Linked DNA regions of Homo sapiens: region 2 is linked to region 1. Evidence: chromatin loops called from intact Hi-C (ENCODE). Cell type or tissue: chondrocyte. All regions are shown on one strand.

Region 1 (8,000 bases):
TAAATCTTGGTATTGCTGTGGTGCTAAATAATGACACCCATTTAATAAATCCATTTCCCAGCTGGGCGCAGTGGCTCACGCCTATAATCCCAGCACTTTGAGAGGCTGAGGGGGGCAGATCACTTGAGATCAGGAGTTCGAGACCAGACCGGCCAACATGGTGAAAACCTATCTCCACTAAAAACACAAAATTTAGCTGGGCGTGGTGGCAGGCGCCTGTAATCCTAGCTACTCGGGAGGTTGAGGCAGGAGAATTGCTTGAACCTGGGGGGTGGAGGTTGCAGTGAGCCGAGATCGCGCCACTGCACTCCAGGCTGGGTGACAAGAGTGAAACGCCGTCTCAAAAAAAAAAAAATCCATTTCCCCTTACTAATTAATGTTACTTGCAATTGCAAAATACATTCATGATTCTAGGGAGTGATAGGAAGTGATGGGAGAGGCGGTTAACAGTGTTAGGTGACATAAATAAACGAAGAAATTATTTTGGAATAGAGGCAATGTAGAAAAATGTTAGAAAGTGTTGTTCAATCCTTCACAGGCTTTTCACTGCATGGTACAAAGTTAAGCATTTAAAAATTGGCTATAACCCACTTGGAAGAGGGCATTTGTATGCTTAAAGTGGCCTCAGAAAAGGACAGCAGAGAATTTAGGAAGATTAGCAACTGGACTGTCAGGCGAACTCAGGCTGTTGGCCTCAACTCCAAGAGGGAGCGCAGCTAGGCAAAAGAATACGGATTAAGCGGAAGAGGTTGGAACACCTGTCCAGGCCAGGTAGGGGAGGAGTTTCAATGCTGACAAAGAACCCGTTGGGAGAGCTTCCTAAAACACCCAGCTGTCATGACGCACTGAGGAGTACTCTACTAGTTGACTGTTTTGAAGTGTGTGTGTGTGCGCTTGCTTGCTTTAGGAGACAAGCTATTAATACTAAAGCATATGTTAGGGAGTTGCTCAGCGTACTTGATATCTAGTAGCACCAGCCAAACTAGCTAACAGCCTTTCCATGGAGATAGGCCAGGAAGTAGCTCCATAGAGAAAAAAGGAAGTAGTGGACCTGCCTCCAAGGTTCCGATACTGGGAGGTGAAAGAGATCTGAAGTTCCGAATAAGCTGTTTACACTACCAGAGAAAAATCTGGCTCCCATCCAACCCTCACCCACGAGGTGCCCATTCCAGACATGGGGCAAGCTGCCTTCTCATCTTCCGCAGGTGACAGCTCGGCTCACATTTGTCCACGTCTTCCATCTCGTGCGCTGGCAACATACCTAAATGATTACTGGAAGAGCTGCCTCTTTTTATAATTTCCTGACAGAATTTATAAAATTAAAATATTTAATTAAAGACAGAATCGGGGACATGTTGCCTTCACATTTGCTGTTCAACCTGTGCACATTTTGGTGGTTCCCAAGAATCGTCATGCCAAAGCATCAGGCTTGAAAGGAGAGATCACCTTAAGCATCAAGATTTAAAAAAATAAAACACAACTCTCCTCAGTCTAAACTCTAGGATTTGGATGACGCTTCCCTGTCAAGGTTTCTCCCGAGTGGAGGAGACAAGAGGCAGGAAAGGCAGGTAACTAAAATTGCCTCATGTAAAGGGGCTCAGCGCAGAGGAGGAATGAGATAATAGCGGCGGTGGGGGTCTTTTCCCTTCTCTCCCTTTCTATCTTGGAAACAGGGGTCCGACTGGCAGCGGAGTGGGGGCAGTCCAAGCTCCGGGGTACCTGCAGGAGGAGACTCGACCAGCGAGAGGGGCCAGCGAGGGTGACCAGGTGCCCGCTTGGGGACCCCGCCGGCGGTGGCCAGGCTAGCCCAGGTCCTCCCCGATCCCAGGATGCACTGCGCCCCGCCCCCTCCCCGCGCCGCGTTCCGCCTCCCCTCGGCCCCGGCCCCCTCCCGCCCAGCGCGGGGAGGCGGGGACGCGTCGGCGGCGGAGGCTTCTCCAGTCGCGTCTTTCTCACTCACTGGGGAGCCCGGCGGTGGCGGCACCTTTCGAGGTAGACCCGCTGAGCTGCTAGCCCGCCGGCCAGCGAGTGAGAGGTCGGACAGACTGTGGAGCCGACAGACTGAAGGACAGCGGCACCGCCAGACGGCCAGAAAGTTCCGCCATGAGCTGGGGCACGGAGCTGTGGGTGAGTCGGGGAGAGGGGCGCCCCGCACGGACCCCGGCCCCTGAGAAGCGCGGGTTGGGCGGGCGCCGCGGACCCTCGGCGGTGAAAGCGCGCTCCGCCGTCCTCGGTCCGGCGCTGGCGGAGGGTGAGGGTCCCGCTCGTCTTTGTGTGCAGACTCCTCTTCCCTTCTCGGCCGGGGGTCTAGGGGGCCGCTAGTCCGTGCTCCCGCCTTTGCCGCCGTGGTGCAGCTCGGGCGGCGCCCGGGACGGCCGGGGGAGCAGCCCGCGGGCTCCTGCGTGCGCCGTGATCCCCTCTTGTTCCTTCTCCCTCCTCCACCTTCACTTTTCCCGACGCCTGGCTTCGCGCCCGGCGGCTCCTCTCTTCCTTTGTATCTCTCCTCCCGGAGGCGGGGGAGGGGGCCCATTGTCCCCAAGGGGCGCTGTTCGAGGGCGGGGAGGGGACCGGCCGCGATTCCTCGCCCGGGCCAGGTCCGCGGGGCTAGGGCGTCGCCCGTCTGGGGCGGCGCCGCCCAGAGCCCTCGCCCCAGGTATGGGGACCCAGGCGGCTTTGTTCGGAGCCCGGCCTCGGGCCAGCCAGGCCCAGCCCACACGCACATTTCTCTCTCCCTGCCTCAGTGCTTCGGGCGGGCACAGCTTCGAGGGACTCCGGTTTGGCCACCCCCGGCTGCAGCCTTTGGGCTGGTGGGTTGGTTTTGGGGGCTGAATTAAATCGAGTGATCGATGAGGAAGCTAATTTTACCAAAAGGAGCGTACGGTCTCCCTGTTGCTTTACTTCCCTTTCCGTTCTTTATTCTCACTTGTTCTTTCTCCTTCGTTCTCTCCTTTCCTTTCCTCCTTGCCTTTCTTTGGCACAGGAGGCTCCAGACAATGCCCAGTGTCTGGCCAAGGTACGGGCGGAGGGTAATAGGTCGGAGAATTTGCTCCTGGCGCCGGCGCGGAAGGGTCGAGGTGTGGAGGGCAGTGATTTCTCAGGTGCGGAGGGCAGTGATTTCTCAGGTGCGGCCGGGAGAACTGGGGGCGTGGGGGCGCTGTCCCGAGAGCCGCCTGGCCTCAGCCACTCCCCTTTTTATTCCACCTGTGCCTGTTTTCCGTGCCTTTTGTTCGCGAGGATCTCGTGAAATCACTGCAGAGAAAGGGGAGAAATAACTTTTGAGTATGTGTGTGCCCAGCTAGGGTGGGAGTGAAAGCCAATGGGTTAATTGAAAGGCAAAATGTTTTCTTATTTTTCACGTCTACTCATAGATTGGGAATCTTAGAACTGTGAGACTTTAGAGTCCATCTAGTGAATGCTTTACTTAGCCAGCCAGGAATCTCTTGTGCAACATTCTGTACAAGTGCTTACCCAGTCTGAAAACACACCACCCAAGAGAAAATACCTTAGGAGCCCCTTCATTCCGTTTCTTAGATAGCATTAATTGTTCTTATATTGGGGAGGATTGCATGGTAAATGAATTACATAAAGTTTAATTCTTTTACATTGGTTAGTTTCTCAGGCATTATTGGCCTTTTTCCCTTACACTTTGTGCATTCTATAATTGATTATAGTGAATTATCAATGAAAGGAAATGGGTATAGTTTTATTTTAAATTTTTAAATTTTTTATTTTTTTCATGCCTACCAGAGTGCATTCATTCGTTTTTATAATTACAAAATATTTTAACTTTTGCCTACTTAAATGACTTGTGCTTCAAAGGAAACTAAAATGTAAGTAGAATACTTCTAAAAAGTAAACATAGGAAAACAGTGGAGGCATGTTATTTAGATTTAACTCTTAAGATTTTTAAAAAATTCACTTTGTATCACACTAAAGAATAACAGTTTTAAGGAAAAACATTTTAGTGAATAATAAAATGTGATTTTAAAAGTTTTTTTTTTAAACTTATGGTACTACCTAAGGAAACGATTCCATTCCTCTACTGTCTCCTATAATTTGGTTACTTTCAGCATTTAAAGAGTTTCTCAGCAATCTGAAAAGATAAACTGTAGAAGAGATGGGAATTTTTGTTCTAACTAAAATTTGCTTTGTGTCCTTTGGAAATTCTGAAAAAGATTTTTAATTTTTCTCAACATTTAATACATCTCCATATTTTAAGATTTTTAGTTTGAGGATTTGAGGGAAACATTTATTAGAAACTAAGTAATGTAGAGTGAACTAATATCAACTTGGTGTCTGAAACTTAGATAAGCAGAACTTGGTGTAGAGGACTATTGTTGGGACTAGAAGAAACCTTAGAAAAATTTGAGTATGCTTCCTCTTTTTACTGTTCTCAGTTTTGAAAAAGGATTATACTTCTAATGGATTGTAATGTAATACAAACAACCTGTACTGTGCTCTTGCCATTGAGGAATTTGAGGTTGGGAAATTCTCTCGAAATTTTGGATTTAGAAACCAGTTCTCCTATTATTTCATATTTAGAATCACATTACTGTCCCAAAGAGTTAATTATTGAGAATATGTTGTTACAGAAAAATGATATGTAGCCATGCACTTAAACCTGAGTCTGTTTCTTGTAACAATCATTGGAATTTTTATTGCTATTTTAATGCTTCTTAAGTCTTATGTTAAATTTGAGAAAAAAAGGAATTCAATAGAACGGCTCTAATACTGACTTTGGGGGACTTTTGTAGTGATGTGCTGAGTGGATCGTGTCAGACTTTGGTTGCGTAGTTGTTAGGGGATATGAATTAACTTGTAATAAATTTGAGCTGTGCTTACAGGGATTTCTAGTGTTCCAAATGAGTAAATAAGTTAGTGAATATATACTACAGTCACAGTTTTGCATTGTATTCTGGGTAATACCAAGGAAAGAGATGATACTGTCTTCACTTCTTCAGGATGCGTGGTAACATCTTAGGCATTGCTTATTGTGTTCATTTCTTTATTACATAGCAAGAATGGATGGATCAGATAGCCAAATATGAATTAATAATTTCACAAAGCACAGATTTTGAAATTACTAGCTTTTTTTTAACAGATAGGGACATTAGAGATTGGAAAAGACCTATGTTTAGTAAATAAGTTTTACTTATTAAGAAATAGGTTTTTAGTTTTTGAGGACCTAGTTAAAGTTCGACAGAAAAAATCTGTGTATGGGTTGTGAATGTGTGTATAAATATGAAAAAAATATATGGCTGAGCACCTCACATTCATATGATTTACTGAAAAATTTGCTACCCAAGGAAAATGCTGGACAAGTCTGGTAGTTAGAAGATGGATTCAAATATCTGATTTAATTTATAAGTGCATATAAATCTTTTTTATGCCTTAATTTCTTGGTCGATATAATCTTTGGCCCTTAGTTTAAGAATGTGTAATTTAAAAGCCATTGTTATTTTCATCATATTATTTATATTATTATTATTTTTGAGATGGAGTCTCTTCTGTTGCCTAGCCTGGAGTGCAGTGGTGCGATCTCGGGTCACTGCAACCTCAGCCTCCCTGGTTCAAGCCATTCTCCCACCTCAGCCCCCCGAGTAGCTGGGATTTCAGGTGCACACCACCATGCCCGACTAATTTTTGTATTTTTAGTAGAAACAGGTTTTCACCACGTTGGCCAGGCTGGTCTTGAACTCCTGACATTGTGATCCGCCCGCCTCGGCCTCTCAAAGTGCTGGGTTTACAGGCGTGAGCCACCGTGCCCGGTCTTCATCATATTATTAACTAAATGCATTTGACAAAGCTTATATCTTTTTGGAAGAAACTGAAAAATGTGGGTTGAGTGATAGATTAGGTGGATAATTTATGTATTATCCTCAGTGTTAACCTTTTAATACTTTATTATCTTGGCTTCATAACACTTTATATAGCACTTAAATTTACATTGTAAGTGACTAGATTGTCCTTGAGTGTAGAAAGGCTGGATTCATCTTTGTTTTCACTGACCAAGACAATGCTTGTAGGTGATCATGCATGTTTTGCCCAATTGCATTAATAGTTGATTGCATTACCCAGAGTATTGATTACTAATTAGCAAGTGTATCTTTAGGGTTCTGAAGGCCTTTGTAGATGGTGATAGGTTAGGTGATCTGGATAACAGCTCAAGAAAGTCTAAAGCTGAAACCAAAATTATAAAGTTAAGTTTTACTACTTGGGTTAAACATTTTTGTCAAGTAAAATGGTAAAAGGATGGGGAAGAAAAGACCTACAGGTAATTTCTGGTGAATTTACTTGATTGATAGCTTGGTAATGTGACTGCCTAAATAATTGGTGAAATCTTAGGCCACATTAATAGATTTATCTGTAACAAAGGAATTGGGTCTCATAGTCTACTGGTTAGACCATATCTGTAATATATATGTATATTTTTAGAGATGGGGTCTTGCTATATTCTCAGGCCAGTCTTGAACTCTGTGCTCCACAATCGTCCTTCCTTAAGCTCTCAAGAAGCTGGGACTGTCTATAATATTGACTTTAATTTTACTTCACATTTTTTGGAGGGTGCTTGTCTAGAGGAGGTTGACAAAGAAAATTCATTATTAATGTAAACTGAATTGCTTCTCCAAAAGTAAATGAAAGGCCGTGAAACTGCTGTAGGAATTCAGTTTTGTTTTAAAAATACAATAATTTTGTGTCTATTATTTGGGAAGCACTGTTATGTTTGGTGAGATTTATGAAGGCTTATGATATTGGCCCTGCCCTGACAAAAGGTAGAGTTGCTTTGAGATGATATAACTTTACTGTAAACTCCAAAATACTTCCCTACATTGATACCACTGCCCAGAATGCCCTCTGTTGACCAATTCCTATCAACCCCATGCCTCCAGACTACCCATTCTGGATATTGTCTTATGGGACTACCACCTTATATTACGGTTATTATAGTTATTTCTTGTGTATTCAAATCTTAGGGAAATTGTCATGGTATAAATACTTAAATATCTTACATTCCCTTTTGTTGGTAGAAATTGTTGTGTTCAACATTGTATTACAGACGTTATTGCTATTAGTTAAGGAGGATGAGTGAGAGGTATCAAGATATCTGTTTATGTCACCATTCCATAATGACTATAATAAGTTGGAAGCTAGAGAGCTGCCTCTAACCAGTATCTCCTTTGCATAGCCACTCATACTCCATTTACTTCCATTTGCTTGCTTTCTTTGCCTTTTTCTTAAAATATTTGCTCTCTCTCCTTCCCCCACCCTATAAACCTATAAAATATGATTTTGGCTGGAAACTTTAAAAAAACCTATTCTACCAACTTTTTCCTCTGTCAGCTAGTTTGTAGAGAGGAAATAGTAAGAGAAATAGTAATGGCTTATAAATGTCAAATACCTTCTGTGTATATCAACAAGTGCTGTCTTATTTAATAATCTTCAATCTTTAAACATTTTCACTTCAATAGCAAAAAAAAATCTGTCTTGGGGAATATATCTATAGAATATTAAAAACTGGTAGGAAAGGTTATGTAAAGGTTTTGTTCTATAGAATGTGAAAGCCGTTCCATATTTCAGTTCAGGCCATGTCTATCTAATACACCTGAAACACGTAAACAGGACTGATGCTTGTTCATTCAACAGATGTTTATTTCATGCCTATTATGGCTTCAGCACTAAGCTAGGCTTTGTGGGGCATACTAAAAGAATCAATTAGATATCAGCATGAGCCTCAAAGCAACCCTAAAACAACTAGAAAGTAATAGATGGACTTTAGGGCTATGAAAAGTGACTTTTCATTCTAGGTATCACAGGAAAATCTTTAGGAAGACTGTCATTTGACCTAGGTTTTGGAATAAGAAGGGTTATGCAGGTGGGGGTTCCTGACAGGTTCCTAGAGGGCAGATATTGTGTCTTACTCATTGCTTATTCATTGTCTGATTCATTGCTGTATCCTGCCTGGATTAGCCTGACATTAGTAGGGTCTTTAATAAATGTTT
Region 2 (8,000 bases), 150 kb before region 1:
GGGCATGGTGGCACATGCCTGTAATTCCAGCTACTCGGAAGGCTGAAGCAGGAGAATCACTTGAACCCAGGAGGCAGAAGTTGTGGTGAGCAGAGATCATGCCATTGCACTACAGCCTGGGCAACAAGAGCGAAACTCCATCTCAAAAAAAAAAAATGTGGTTCTGTGTAGGATTTGTTTTAAAATACTTTTCTAATTATTTCATCTGGGTTTAGCCAATTCTTCAAAATTATTCTGTTCAGTTGTTTTTTTTAATAAACCCCGCATATTGTCTGGATTTATTAATATTTATGTACCTGTACTGACAAACCATAGATTAACAGTTTTTCAAAAATCCCGTTTCAATAAGTCTGGGGTGGGGCATGAAAACCTATAAAACAAAATTTACCCAACTGAGATTTAAGACTTGAGATAAATCTCTCTTGATGCCAATAGTATTATTGCAATGCAGGCATTTCAGTAAGCTCCTATACAATATGCCAATTTTCTCATCTTTAAGTGGACTAAAGAGAAATGTTCTACAACAGTAGAAGCATTTTAACGTGATAACCAAATCAGCTAAGTGTTTAGTGATTTAAATGTATTTCTCAATAATATTTTCATAGTCTGACCATAATTCCATTCACTTTATTGTGTTTGGATATCCTCTTATATTGTGATTCATTTGAGAAGTTAATAGGCTCAACATTTTACAATAGTCAGTCTGTTGAGAGTAGTTAGAAAGACAGAAGGCTTTTGGTTCAAGTCATTTTTCTTTAAATAGCTCAATAAGCCACCTCCTCATGTTGAAATAAAAGCAGTTTAAACTCTGTTTAATACAGATTAAATTCTGGTCTAGAAAAGACAGAGACAGAGAGTATGTGTGTGTATAAAAGGAGCCAGGCAAACATATTTGTTACATCTAAACTTTAGTAAAATAAAAGAATTTTGACAAGCTTTTAGGATTCATTTTGGCCTATATTATATCAGTATATTTATTTGCTTTCTGAGAGAAACTTTGCTTGTTTTCAAATGTGAGGGAGATCAGAGGAAGCCTCCCCAAAATATGTCACTTTGGCATAATGATTACTTTGAGCTGAAGGCAACTGAGGAACAGAAGATGCAGAAAAAGTTCTAAAAGCAGAGTATAAATTTCTATTTTTGTAAAGGCAATTTCTATTTATAAAGGTATCCTCCTCTCTGGTACCAGAAAGAGGATACCAACTCTGGAGACAACTCTCATCACCTGAGATGACTTAAATCTGAGTAAGTCTCCTTCCCACACAACCTATCCCTCACCTCAAGTTCAAAATCCCTTTGTCCATACTTTGTTAAAATGATATGTAAGCCTCTGGGTCTACTGGCCTTTGGAGGCTTTCACAACTTTTCTATGAAGCTCCAATAGGCTCATGTAATAAACTTTTCACTTTTGTTAATCTGTCTTTTGCTAGTTTAATTTGTACGGCCCCAGGTACTGAACCTAAGAGGATAGGGAAAAGTTTTTTTCCTCCTCTACAAGTGGTAGTTATTTTAACCTGTTGAATTCATTGCAAAACGGCTGGCTTTTTTTTCTGCAGTCTACTTGACTTTTCTGCCCCATTTAACACTGTAGACTACCATGCCTTGATGCTCTCTCTTCTGTGATCTTCTCAAATGCCATTTTCCCGTCACTCCGATAATTCTTATTTTGGGCTTTCTCGCTGCCTTTAGATGTTGCACTGCTTTCCTTGGACCTCTTCCTTTTTCTCCAGTGTGCTTCCTTGATGGCCTTATCTATTCTCATAGCTTCATTTATTAATTCCCAAATCTGTTTCTCAAATGCCAATCTTAACCTTGAATTCCAAATTTGTATTTGTACAAATACAAATGATCTTATATTCCTGTTCTTAGTTAATGGTGTCATCATCCACCCATTTTCCCAAGCCGGAGATCTCAGAGTTATTCTTAATTCCTCCCCCTCTCACTCCTTTCATATTCAGTTACTAATCTTGAAATTCTCTTTCAGAAATATCTTTGGTCTAACCCATCTTTTCCATCCTATGTGCCAATGCTCTAGGTTAGGTTTGCATCCTCTCTCCCTTGGACTAACAAAACAGCCAGCTAACTTTTTACTTGCCCGGATCTAGTCCATTCTTTACAGTACCAGAAGTGCAACAGTGAAAGGATCTTGTCAATACCACAGCTTGCTTTTGGCTATTGAATAATGCCTTAGGCTAGCAAACAACTCACAACATGGTTAGTTATCTCATGATCAGTTTGGATTATTGTCGCTATATCAAACATACTACTCTTTCCTGATCACTAAAAACAATGTAAAAAAAGAAGAAAAGAGACTTTATCTTAGGAATGTAAGCCCTTTTAAATTATCAGGCCCAAACAGGCATTAGAATGAAACAGCAGTTACTTCACTTCACTTCCCCTTGGGCTAAATAATTGTCTTTTTTTTTCTTTTATATTTTCTTTTCTTTTCTTTTCTTTTCTTTTTTTTTTGAGATAGTGTCTCATTCTGTCACGCAGGCTGGAGTACAGTGGTGTGATCTCGGCTCACTGCAACCTCCGCCTCCCGGGTTCAAGAGATTCTTATGCCTCACCCTCTCGAGTAGCTGGGACTACAGGTGCATGCCACCACACCTGGCTAATTTTTATATTTTTAGTAGAGGCAGAGTTTTGCCATATTGGCCAGGCCAGTCTCAAACTCCTGGCCTCAAGTGATCCATCTGCTTGGCCTCCCAAAGTGCTGGGATTATAGGTGTGAGCCACTGCACTTGGCCAAATAATTGTCTCTTGATGCCACCTGCTACGTGGGCCCGAGGCTGACACCAAGAAGCCATGAAATGCTACAGCTGGACACCAGAACTCATATCGTATCGTTCAACAATGTACAGTCAAACACTTAATGTTATCTCTGTAAACCAATGAGAATTCCTGTCAAACAACTTTTTTTTAAATTATTATTTTTTGAGACAGGGTCTCTGTCACCCAGGCTGGAGTGCAGTGGCACAATCTGAGCTCACTGCAGCCTCAACCTCCTGGGTTCAAGCAATTCTCCCACCTCAGCCTCCTGAGTAGCTGGGGATACAGGTGCCCACCACCATGCCTGGCTTATTTTTTTATTTTTTGTACAGACAGGGTCTCACTGTGTTTCCCAGGCTGGTCTCAAAGTCCTCCACCTCGTCCTCCCAAAGTGCTGGGACTACAGGCATGAGCCAGCACACCTGGCCTGTCAAACAACTTTCTATCAGCCCACTCCTGATAATTTTTAATTATCTTTTTTTCCTTTGAAAGCTTGCTTGTAACTGAGGCTGACGGAGCTCATATCCAAGGTAACTGGGTCTGAGTCTTTAGAACAACTGTCCTTATCTTGGCTCAAGTAAACTTTTTTTTTTTGTCCTGAGATGGGGTCTTGCTATGTTGCCCAGGCTGGCCTTGAACTTCTGGGTTCAAGCAATCCTCTGCCTCAGCCTCCTGAGTAGCTGTGCCCAGCTTAAGTAAACTCTTTAAATCATATTTTGTGCCTTAGCATCTACCTTTAGGTCGACAATGGTAAAGAATAAAAGCGAAGATTTTTAACACTGGATTAAGTAGGAAATTCACAAAACATAATATCAAGCTCTGCAAAGAGCTATCTTAGCATAAATAAAAGGATGGTCTTTACGTATAAACTGTAAGAAAAGGACTCCTAGTTGAATAATATTTTTCCAAGTACATTCATTAATATGTAAATATCAATTAATAGCATCATATAGATTCATTTGCAGAGTTAAATTCCCATGTGGAAATTCTGTAGAGTTGAATGAAGACAATGACAAATGGGTAGAAAAAACTTCCCTTGAATGGACTTCTTGCTATTCTCTCGCTGCCATTTCATTTTGTCAACGATGTAGCTCATTTTCAATAATTAAAGTATGTTACACCCAAATAATCTATCTTCCCCTATTTCTACACTTCTAACTTAGCTTTGCTGCCAAAGCACACTGAAAAAAAGCCGTATGTCAGGACATATAACTTGAGTATTGGGATTTTTGTTCTAAAGGTCTTTTCCTCAAAATGCAATTAGGATCCACATGCAGGAAATCTAAACAGCCACTAGAGGGTGCCAGTCACATAATGACTGAGTAATACCTCCTTCCCCTTTGAGCTATTTCTAAATCTGAAAAGCCAACTGTTCTTGGTAAAGCCTTAGTAAATATGTTTATATTATTTCTCACTTGTGATTTGTAGTGATGTATAAACATGAGACCAGAGATAGCTATGGCCACAATTATTTCACCCTGACGTAAAAATGACTTCTGTGGTCTTCATTACAGGACAAAATGACCAGTCTTTCCTGCCCCTCTGTCATTTTTTTTCTCAGTTGCATAGTTTATCCCATTCTTTTATTGCTCAACTGAATGTCTGTAGGTATACTGACTGACTTTAAAGTGGTCAGATTTATCTTTCCTCCCTTTCTCTGTTTCTGTTTTTCAACCTTTGTTCTTTTTCCCTTATATATTCCCCAGCATTTTTTCTTCTTTATATTCCTTTCTTCAAACATTTTATTCCCAAAAGCAATGTTACAAGAAATAAGAAGGCCATGCTATACAGAACTCTAGGAGTAAGAAAAGCCTAACTTAGGAATTAGATGGAGATAGAATCTGCCTACTTAGTATAACACACCTTTGGGGCTGGTCTTCCACAGCAGGCCCTGAATGAACGTAGACTTCATCAGCAGGACAGAAATGAAATCTCTCAGAGCCCTCCTAGAGGAGGAAAGGGATAAACATGGGTGATTCTAAGGTATCTGGGAATGTAGTTCACTATAATGCACAGTGTTAGGCAAAAGGACAAAAATCTATTACTACTATAGAGAAAAGGTCAAAAGAGCCTATAAACTCAAACAAATATAAAAATTGCCATGCTAGTGAGACCCAAAATCATTTAGGTTTTTATTCTTGAAACAATGTTACAAAGAAAGTTTTGTGGAAATGTTTGGTTGCATATTGTGACTCCCTTAAAATGTCCCTAAAGCATCTGTTTGTCTTTATAATCAATCCACTTTGGCTTTTCATCCCTGAAGTATTTAAATTCTTTTGGAGACTTTTCTATTTCAGCCTGTAAATCCTTTGGAGATTAGAAGCTCCATGTGATTATAGTCATTTATTTATTCAAAAAAGCATTACTGGCCCATGTGGTGGCTCACACCTGTAATCCTAATACATTGGGAGATACACGAGGATTGCTTGAGCCCAGGAGTTTGATACCAGCCTGGGCAACATAGTGAGACCCCGTCTCTACAAAAAATAAAATTAGCTGGGTATGGTAGCACATGCCTATAGTCCCAGCTACTTGAGAGGCTGGGGTGGATCACTTAAGCCCAGGAGGTTGAAGCTGCAGTAAACTGTGATCACACCACTGTACTCCTGCCTGGGTGACAGAGCAAGACCCTGTTTCAAAAACAAACAAAAAACCGAAAAAGCATTATTGTGCACTTAATTTTGTGCCAGGCACTATTTAATGCATGTCCTGAGAATATTAAGATGAAAAGACAGCATCTCCTTACTCTTGAAAAAATCAGCCTAATGAGAAAGGTGCTCTTGTAAATAAAGTGTAAAGAGGTCATCTTGTCTTAAATTACCTTTTGCAAGTATGCCTCCTTCCTCGAGTATTCTGGAATTTATTGAGTAAATTCAAGTAGATGCTAAAACATTTATAAACCAAGATATTCTACAAATATGTTATTCTTGTATTAAGATGTAAGTTTTAAGTGTGTATCATTGTTCTTTCTTTTCTGATTCTGACTTTCAGTCATTCTTCAAAACTGTTTTTCAGTGCCTCCTATGTGCCAGGCACTGTGGTAGGATGCTGGGATACAAATATGAATATGACATTATCTCTGACTCTCCAAGTTATTTATTTCACATCTCCTCTCTCCTCAAACCTCCAACACTTCATCTTTCCTCACTCTCAACTGGTGATCTCAATTTACACTTCACTGAAAGAACAGAAGCCTCAGGCAGTAATTATATCTTCCCACCATCGAATCTACCAACCTACCTGAATCTGAATACATGTTCTCCCTCCTTTCACAATGAGGTTGTCCTTTCCAGGGCTCTGGATCCCATGCCCTCCTGCCTATTTGAGGATTTCACTCCTGCCATTATGTGTCCTCTTTTCTGCATCATGCCTTAGTATTGTCTTGCTTGACTAAACTCTCTCTAGACTCTCCATCCTTGCTGGCTTCTGCCCTCTATCTCAGCATGCCTTCACAGTAAAGCTTATCAAGAGTTGCCTATACTTGCTCTCTCTACTTTCTAACTTCTCTTTCTCTGTTCAACCCACTCCAATTATATGTTCATTGCATCTGCTGAAATAATATTTACCAGATCTGTCACCAGTGACTTTGACCTTGCCAAAGATTATGTCAATTTTCAGTCCTCTCCTATCTGACCACTCTAAATTTGGCAGAGGTGACCATTTCCTCCTATTTAAAATCCATTCTGTAGTTGGCTTCTGTAACCATATGCTCTCAATTTTCCTCCTATTTCACTGGTGTTTCTTCTTGGTTACTTCTTCCTCTACTCAACCCCCCTAATCTCCTTGAATATTTAATTGCCTTCTCACATCTCCACTTGTATTTCTTAAGGCATCTCAAATGTAACAAGACTGAGAAAAATTATTGGTCTTTCCAGAATTTCCTTTTCTCTAGAATTTCTTCCAGAATTTCTCCTTTTCCAGTTTTGTACATCTTGAATAAAGCATCCCCACTCACCTAGTACTTCCTCTCACCACCTTCAAACCAATCCATCAGCAAGTCTTTTCAGCCCCATATGTAAAAAAGAACTTGAATCAAACCTCTTCTCACCACTGTGACAGCTACCACCCTAGTCCAAGTCATCATGTCTTGCTTGGATGACTGCAGTGGCCATCTAATTATTTTCCAGGTTTATCTTCTTGCCCACTATTAGAGAAGCCAGAGAGCCTTCTAAAAACAAAACCACATCTCTGCCCTACTTAACACCCTATGATAATTTTCCATCGCTCTTAGAAAAAAACTGAAGCTCTTTTCCAAAGCCTCTAAGACCTGCATAGCTTTCCTACCACTCTCCCCTTGTTCACTGCACCCTGGCCACATAGGCCTGCTTTACAGCCCTCTCATTTAATGTCAAATGCATTTCTGTCTCAGGCTTTTGCTCTTATTGTTTCCTATGGCTGGAACTCTTCCCATGGCTGGCTCCTTCTCTTTGTTCACTTCCCAGAGCTGTCAGTACAAATTGTCTCCTCAGATCCCTTCACCATTCTATCTAAAATATTCCAGCCACCTATCTCTCACCTGCAAAGTCATTCTGAGCCCCATTACCCTGTTTTATTTCTTCATAACACTTAACATAATCTGAAAGTATCCACTTTTTTTTTTTGTCTCTCTTCTCATTAAATGTAATGAAAGGGCAGGGATCTCATGTGTTTTACTCACCCTTGCATCTCTACTCCAGTGTCTGGCACATAGAGATGTTTGAAAACAGTGATTAAATGAGTGAAAAGTCTAGTCAATGAGTGAAAGAACAGGAAGATGTGAAAGCCAGCAGGTAACAACCCTCGGTGTGATATGAACAGTGACAGAGATAACCAACCAAGGAAACAGTCCATGAAGATAAGTAGCTATGAAATTGCTGGATACTTTTTATATACACCTGACCTAAAATTACATTTTTCTCATTCAGATCTTGAATATTTGAAGATATTAAGTACCTTTTCTTTTCTTTCTTTGTTTTTTTGAGACAGGGTCTCATTCTGTCACCCAGGCTGGAGTGCAGTGGCACCATCTTGGCTCACTACAACCTCCGCTTCCTGGGCTCAAGTAGTCCTCCCATCTCAGTCTCCCAAGTAAATGGGACTACAGGCACACACCACCACGCTTGGTGTATTTTTTGTATAGATGGAGTTTTGCCATTTTGCCTATGTTGGTCTCAAACTCCTGAGCTTATTTGAGCTGCCCACCTCGGCTTCCCAAACTGTTGGAATTACAGGCATGAGCCACTGCGCCC

Evidence for each region. A loop is a pair of places that touch in the nucleus more often than their neighbours do. Peaks named below come from ENCODE experiments on the same cell type or tissue, not always from the same donor. Only the 100,000 strongest peaks of a DNase experiment are listed, where the experiment ranks them.
Region 2: it touches region 1 in a loop (2.0-fold over the local background); 49 of 110 quality-filtered maps call a loop at or near these places.

What each region holds. Positions count from the first base shown.
Region 1 is chr1:93,446,179-93,454,178 of GRCh38, forward strand. FNBP1L (formin binding protein 1 like) reads left to right here and starts at 1,940. Exons shown (of 17, transcript NM_001164473.3): 1 at 1,940-2,127. The coding sequence starts at 2,104. RefSeq lists silencers at 814-1,108, 2,048-2,097 and an enhancer at 1,589-2,567. In chondrocyte, CTCF peaks have their summits at 2,686 and 3,059; DNase peaks (open chromatin) are centred at 1,913, 2,403 and 3,088.
Region 2 is chr1:93,300,753-93,308,752 of GRCh38, forward strand. No RefSeq gene overlaps it. Among named protein-coding and RNA genes, the nearest start is that of CCDC18-AS1, 41 kb to the right of the region's middle. In chondrocyte, a CTCF peak has its summit at 4,076 (motif pointing right); no DNase peak of the experiment used is centred here.